2 separate regions of the Homo sapiens genome follow, and region 1 is linked to region 2. Evidence: chromatin loops called from intact Hi-C (ENCODE). Cell type or tissue: PC-3. All regions are shown on one strand. Links, peaks and the distances in the headings refer to the core of each region. The heading gives the core; the rest is flanking DNA. Region 1 overlaps SCAND3 (SCAN domain containing 3). Region 2 holds the start of ZSCAN23 (zinc finger and SCAN domain containing 23).

Evidence for each region. A loop is a pair of places that touch in the nucleus more often than their neighbours do. Peaks named below come from ENCODE experiments on the same cell type or tissue, not always from the same donor. Only the 100,000 strongest peaks of a DNase experiment are listed, where the experiment ranks them.
Region 1: a loop joins it to region 2, with 3 times the contacts of the local background. A loop is called at or near these places in 2 of 110 quality-filtered maps.

The regions. Positions count from the first base shown.
Region 1 is chr6:28,584,131-28,587,047 of GRCh38, reverse strand. It overlaps SCAND3 (SCAN domain containing 3), which reads left to right. Exons shown (of 4, transcript NM_052923.2): 1 at 1-750. The coding sequence starts at 331. Among named protein-coding and RNA genes, the nearest start is that of SCAND3, 1.7 kb to the left of the region's middle. RefSeq lists an enhancer at 1-130. In PC-3, for the core only: a CTCF peak has its summit at 1,559 (motif pointing right); a DNase peak (open chromatin) is centred at 1,507; H3K4me3 peaks cover 1,849 bases; H3K27ac peaks cover 66 bases.
Region 2 is chr6:28,441,833-28,444,749 of GRCh38, reverse strand. ZSCAN23 (zinc finger and SCAN domain containing 23) reads left to right here and starts at 1,259. Exons shown (of 4, transcript NM_001012455.2): 1 at 1,259-1,351. RefSeq lists enhancers at 1,077-1,156, 1,327-1,376, 950-1,460. In PC-3, for the core only: no CTCF peak of the experiment used is centred there; a DNase peak (open chromatin) is centred at 1,229; H3K4me3 peaks cover 1,715 bases.

The sequences.
Region 1 (2,917 bases), core at 169-2,668, 140 kb before region 2:
GCCAAAGTATCCGTCATAACCTCGGTTTTCTGTCTCGCAAGTATCTTGCCGCTCAATTTGTGACCCTGAAGCTTTAGTGAGTCGCTCTGTGCTCACTATTTCTGGTCTTTTCAGAGGATGGCTTCACTTTCAATGGAATTGCCCGAGTAACTGCCCTGTGTTGTCACGTAAACAAGTCCTTTTAAACTGAGTCTGTAGTTGTCCTGTGTTGAGTGTTTTCTTATATCAAAAACTTTCCTGACCAAGAACAAAAAAGGAGCTCAAGTAAAATCACCCATTTGCCTAGACCCCAACTGGAGAGAACCTTTGCCTGAGCTGTCTAAGCTCGGGATGGAAGCAGTCTCTAGGGTCTTCCCAGCCTTGGCTGGCCAGGCTCCAGAAGAACAAGGGGAGATTATCAAAGTAAAGGTTAAAGAAGAAGACCACACTTGGGATCAGGAATCAGCCCTACGTAGGAATTTGTCTTATACCAGGGAACTCTCTCGTCAGCGCTTCAGGCAGTTCTGCTATCAGGAGACACCTGGGCCCAGGGAGGCTCTGAGTCAACTGCGGGAACTTTGCCGTCAGTGGCTGAACCCAGAGATACATACCAAGGAGCAGATCCTGGAATTGTTGGTGCTGGAGCAGTTCCTGACCATCCTGCCTGAGGAGCTCCAGTCTTGGGTGCGGGAGCATAATCCTGAGAGTGGAGAAGAGGTGGTGACTTTGCTGGAAGATTTGGAGAGGGAGCTTGATGAACCTAGACAGCAGGTGAGAAATTGGAGGTGCCATCTTCTGTGGAGAATTTGGGTGCATGGATCCAGAATGGAGTAATGGGAGTAATTTCGCGCTGGTGGTTGGAAACCCTGGTTTGGGGCATTATTTCTTATTTGATCACTGGTGTAGATGAATAGATGCGTGCATATGAGATAACAGTTTTTGTGTATGATACAAATAATTAAATGATTTAACCAAATGGAAAAGCTTGATCTATTTTTTACCAGTAGAAAATATATTTTATGTAGTGACTATGAGATTAAAGAAATATACAATAGTAAATTTTTTTTAAAAAATTACTGTCTTTTGAAGCTATCTAGGCTCTGTTACTAATTAGCTGTGTAACCTTGGGCATATTACACCTTCTCTGGGACATTAATGTCTTCATCTGTACAATGAAAATACTAATTGCATGATTTCCTTGGTTCTTTTCAGTATCTAGAGTTGGTATGTAAAATGTTTTGAGCTCAAAATTATTTTTAGAAGAATTTTAAAAGCTTTTTGCCATTACAGTGGAGTTGTTTCTAAAGGAGTATATTTGCCTTCTTTGACAGTAATTTTAGAACATTGTGGATATTGCCAGACATTCTTATATTTTTTAGTGATACTATTCATACATTTATCTGAACTCTTTCAGAATGTGAACCCTTTATGTATACAGTCTGATCTGTTAAAAACGCATGTTTCTGGAATGCAAAATCTTTTAAAATGAGGTCAGTATGCCAGAAATGAGTCAGTATAATGCTGAAATTGTGTAAGCTCATGTATGAGTTTTCCCAGCAAGTTGATGTTTGGGGCCACCAGGTGGGAGTAGCTGAATTCAGAGTATCTGATGTAGCTGAGCACAGCAAGTCCTGAATACATACAGTACTGTACATAATTCCCATTTGCCCCCACATCCTTCCTCTGGCTGTCTTGGAAGCACTTATTTACATTGTTCCCTCCCATCTTTGTGTATTTTTTGCTAAAGTTTTTTGTATTCCAGAAAAGGAGCAAGCAGAGGGTTTTGCAAGTGCCATAGAAGTGTGCTTGTGATAAAATTTCTGCTAGTGAGTATAAAAGAAGAAAAGCTTTAACAATTGAAGACAAGTTTGAAACTATACAGTGTTTTGAAAGAAAAGAAACTGTGAGATTGGTCATGCAACTGGCATAAAGGAGTAAATGTATGTACAATTAGAGACAATGATGGGAAAAATAAAATTATCTAGCTGGAACAACTGCCAGTGTTATGAAATCTGTTGGAACAAGGAATAAGGAAATGGAGGAAATGGAGCATTTGTTAAGTGTGTGGATTGAATACCAAACAAGGAAGCAATCCAATGCAGTCTTTCTCAGAGTTAAAGAAAATACCTTCACAATGTATGGAGACATTAAGAAAAAAAGATGGAAGTCCCGCAGAAGTGCCTTCATTTAGTGGAAGTAGTGGCTGGTTTAGTATCTTCAAGAACTACTGTACTTTCCACAGTGTTAAACTGTCTGTGCAGACGAGGCTGTAAGTGCAGATGAAGAAGCTGCAAAGACATTTTCCCCTCATTAAGAAATTAGATTGATAAGGAAGGCCATCCCCTGGCTCAGATTTTTACTTTTTATGAAACCAGTCTCTATTGGAAGCAGATGCCCTCAAGGGGATATGTGGAGAATTTGGATGCATTGATCCAGAATGGAGTAAGCAGGACTGGAAGTACTCTAGAAACACACTGTGGGGTTTAAGGCTACAAAGGATCAACTGATGGTGATGCTGGGTGCAAATGCCAGTGGAATTTTAAAGCTAAAGCCTGTGATTATCATTCTGCCAATCTATAAGCTTTAAAATGAATTGTAAAGACTAGCCTTGGTGCCTACTACAGGTCTAGCAAGAGAGACTAGATGACAGGGCAGATATTTTCTGATCTTTCGGGTGATTTTTTTGTAGATTAAAAAAAAATAAAACATTGCAAGAGAAAAAAATTGTCTTTTAAAATTCTTATAATTCTCAGTGATACACCAAGCCACCCTCCAGTAGTCACTGAGCTTTCCTCAAATATCACAGTTCTCATTTTACCTCCCAATACAACTTCTTTACTGCAGCCCCTTAATCATGGTGTGATTGCAATCTTTAAAGCTTATTATTTAAAGCAAACATTCAAGATATTGGTTGCCTATACAGGGGGTGACAGTGCCC
Region 2 (2,917 bases), core at 220-2,719:
TACTTTTAAGCATTGTAATGCTCACTACGATGGTCTGCAGCTTCAGTCCTTAAGTCAGCGAGACCACGAACCCACCAGAAGGAAGAAGCAACTGCAGGCACGCCACCCTTAGGAGTTGTAACACTCACTGCAAAGGTTTACGACCTCACTCCTGAAGTCAAGTGAGACCACGAACCCACCGGAAGGAAGAAACTCTGGACGCATCTGAACAGCAGAAGGAACAAAGTCCAGACACACCATCTTTAAGAACTGTAATGCTCACCGTGAGTATCCGCGGCTTCATTCTTGAAGTCAGAGCAGGAACCCACTGGAAGGAGCCAATTCTGGACACAGTAGACTGGCAGGAACCAATGCCAGACACAGTAGCAATGAGGTTATTCATTGCCCGAAATCCAGATCTTGGTTTCTATATACCATTTTTCACTGATGTACTGTAGCTTCATGAAGCAATGGTGATTCTAGGTTTAGGGTAGGAATAGTATAAAATGGGACTGAAATATCTTTTGTGAGAAAGTGAAGTGCACAAAAACTGTTGGGAACTTATCAAAGGACATAGAAACCTGTTTGTGGCCGGGTGCGGTGGCTCACTTCTGTAATCCCAGCCCTTTCGGAGGCCGAGGGAGCGGATCACTTGAGGGACAGGAGTTCAAGACCAGCCTCACTAAGGCATAGTGGTGTGTTCTTGTAATCCCAGATACTCAGGAGGCCGAGACAGGAGGATCACTTGAACCCGGAATGCGGAGGTTGCAGTGAGCTGAGATCGCATCCACTGCACTCCAGCCTGGAGACTTTGTCAAAAAAAGAAAAGAGAGGGAGCAGTGTGAAAGGGCTCCAACTGACCAAATTTTAAATAATTTGAGCATCAACATAATAATAACAGTAATTATTTGTAAAGGAATCCATGAGTTCATCGTGATAAAATGAGACGGCAGGGAAAAGAAAGGGTATTCTTTGCAGGAAATGGCAACTAATAAATGTAGAAATGTGCTTCAGTTTCCTCACCTGTTAAATGGAGATAATTGTACCTAACTCACAGGGTTGTTATGCGGGGTAATGAATTAATACGTGTTAAAACACTATGTTGGCCGTTATTATATTGCCGCGTGGAAGACAATGTGTCACCTAGTATCTCACTTAAGACTACAGACGGGATTCAGAGTGACGACCACAGAGGTGTGGAAACCTCCGGCCTTCCTAGAAGGAACACAGCCGGAACCGCTGTTTCGCGGAGAGCGGGCCGCGGTGACGCATTTCCGGCCTTTGTAGTTTATCATTCTTTGGGCTGCGGTTGTCAAGGATTCAGAGCAGATGTGATCTGCGCTAGGTGGCATCTCCTCTCACGGATGCCTCGGTGAGCTTCGGAGTCGGGCTACCGCTGAGGGGCTTCGGAAGGGCCAGTCTGTGCACTGCGACCTGGACTGGGTGTGGGGATTTGGCGGCAGGGTCTTCTTGGCCAGAGATGGGCCGGGCAGGTGAAGGGCAGAGGAGGTTGCTCCGCAGCCTGGAAGGGCTTTGTTAACCAAAAGTCAGCGTCGTTGCCCCTACCCCTTTCCCCCACCCTATGTCTGTTCCTGAGCTCTTCAACCTCTCTGCCCTGTACTGATGGCACTCTGAACTCTCCGTATCTGCATCTTAGGATTCAAATAGATTCGGATATGAAGAAATGTTTGTATTTTCCGATGTCTTATTCTCTACTGTGGACTTATTTTAAAGAATGAGCAGGGATAGTTTTAAACTATGCCACAGCCTTTCTTAGTCTAACTCACATAGTATAAAGGCTCTTGCTGCTATCGAATTTTTTAAAAGAATAAATAGCATCTACTATGTGCCAGCCCAGCACTGTTCTAAGCACTTTACAAATATTATCTGCTTCTCATAACTCTATGAGATAGACACTATTATTATGTAGACTACACCCCACCTCTCTGTCCCGCCCCTTTTTAAAATTAACATACAAGAAGAAAATGAAGTTAGTAACTTGCCCAAGGTCGTAGAGCGAGTAAGGGGTGTAGGCAGGATTCAAATACAGGCAATTTGGCTCCAGACTCCATTTTCTTAAAACCTTTGCTATGCTAACTCCACTCTGTTCCTATATTAGCTTTACAGCTATAACCCGGGAAGTTACTTCGCTCATTTGAATCCCGTCCTTCTTTTGTACCTCAGTAGTCCTGGGCTTCTAGTTAGGATTTGATTGGAGAGAATATATCTGAAGACGTATATCTTTCAGTGTTTCTGCAAACCTGATGAAACAGCCGTTTTATTGGTTTGTGTGCATGTTTTCACCCACTCATCTTGTTCTTTGAGCAATAGAAAAAGATTACAGTCTTGGCCCTAAGGGAAAGTAGCAACTATTAATTAAACTACCATTGTACCAAAATTGTACATTATCTTATTAAAAGATTAATTTGCATGTTTATATGCCAGGTTTTGTGCAAAAACACTTTGTATGCATTATCTCATTTAATATTCTCAACAAGTTGGCAAGGCAGTTGTTGACCTCATTTCATATATGAGCTTGAGGCTTAGAAAAATCAACTAACTTGCCCAAGATCACTGCGTTAAAATTCACAGATGGCCTGGCACTATGGTTCATGCCTGTAATCCCAGCACTTTGGGAGGCCGAGGTGGGCAGATCACGTGAGGTCGGGAGTTCGAGACCAGCCTGACCCATATGGTGAAACTCCATCCTACTAAAAATGCAAAAATGAGCCAGGAGTGGTGGTGGGTCCCTGTAATCCCAGCTACTCCGGAAGCTGAGGCAGGAGGATTGCTTGAACCTGGGAGGCAGAGGTTGCAAGTGAGCCGAGATCGCACCACTGCACTCCCGCCTGGGCAACAAAAGCAAGACTCTGTCTCAAAAAAAAAAAAAAAAAAATTAACAACCAGATCTGCCTGTGTTCTCTGCTATCTCATACTA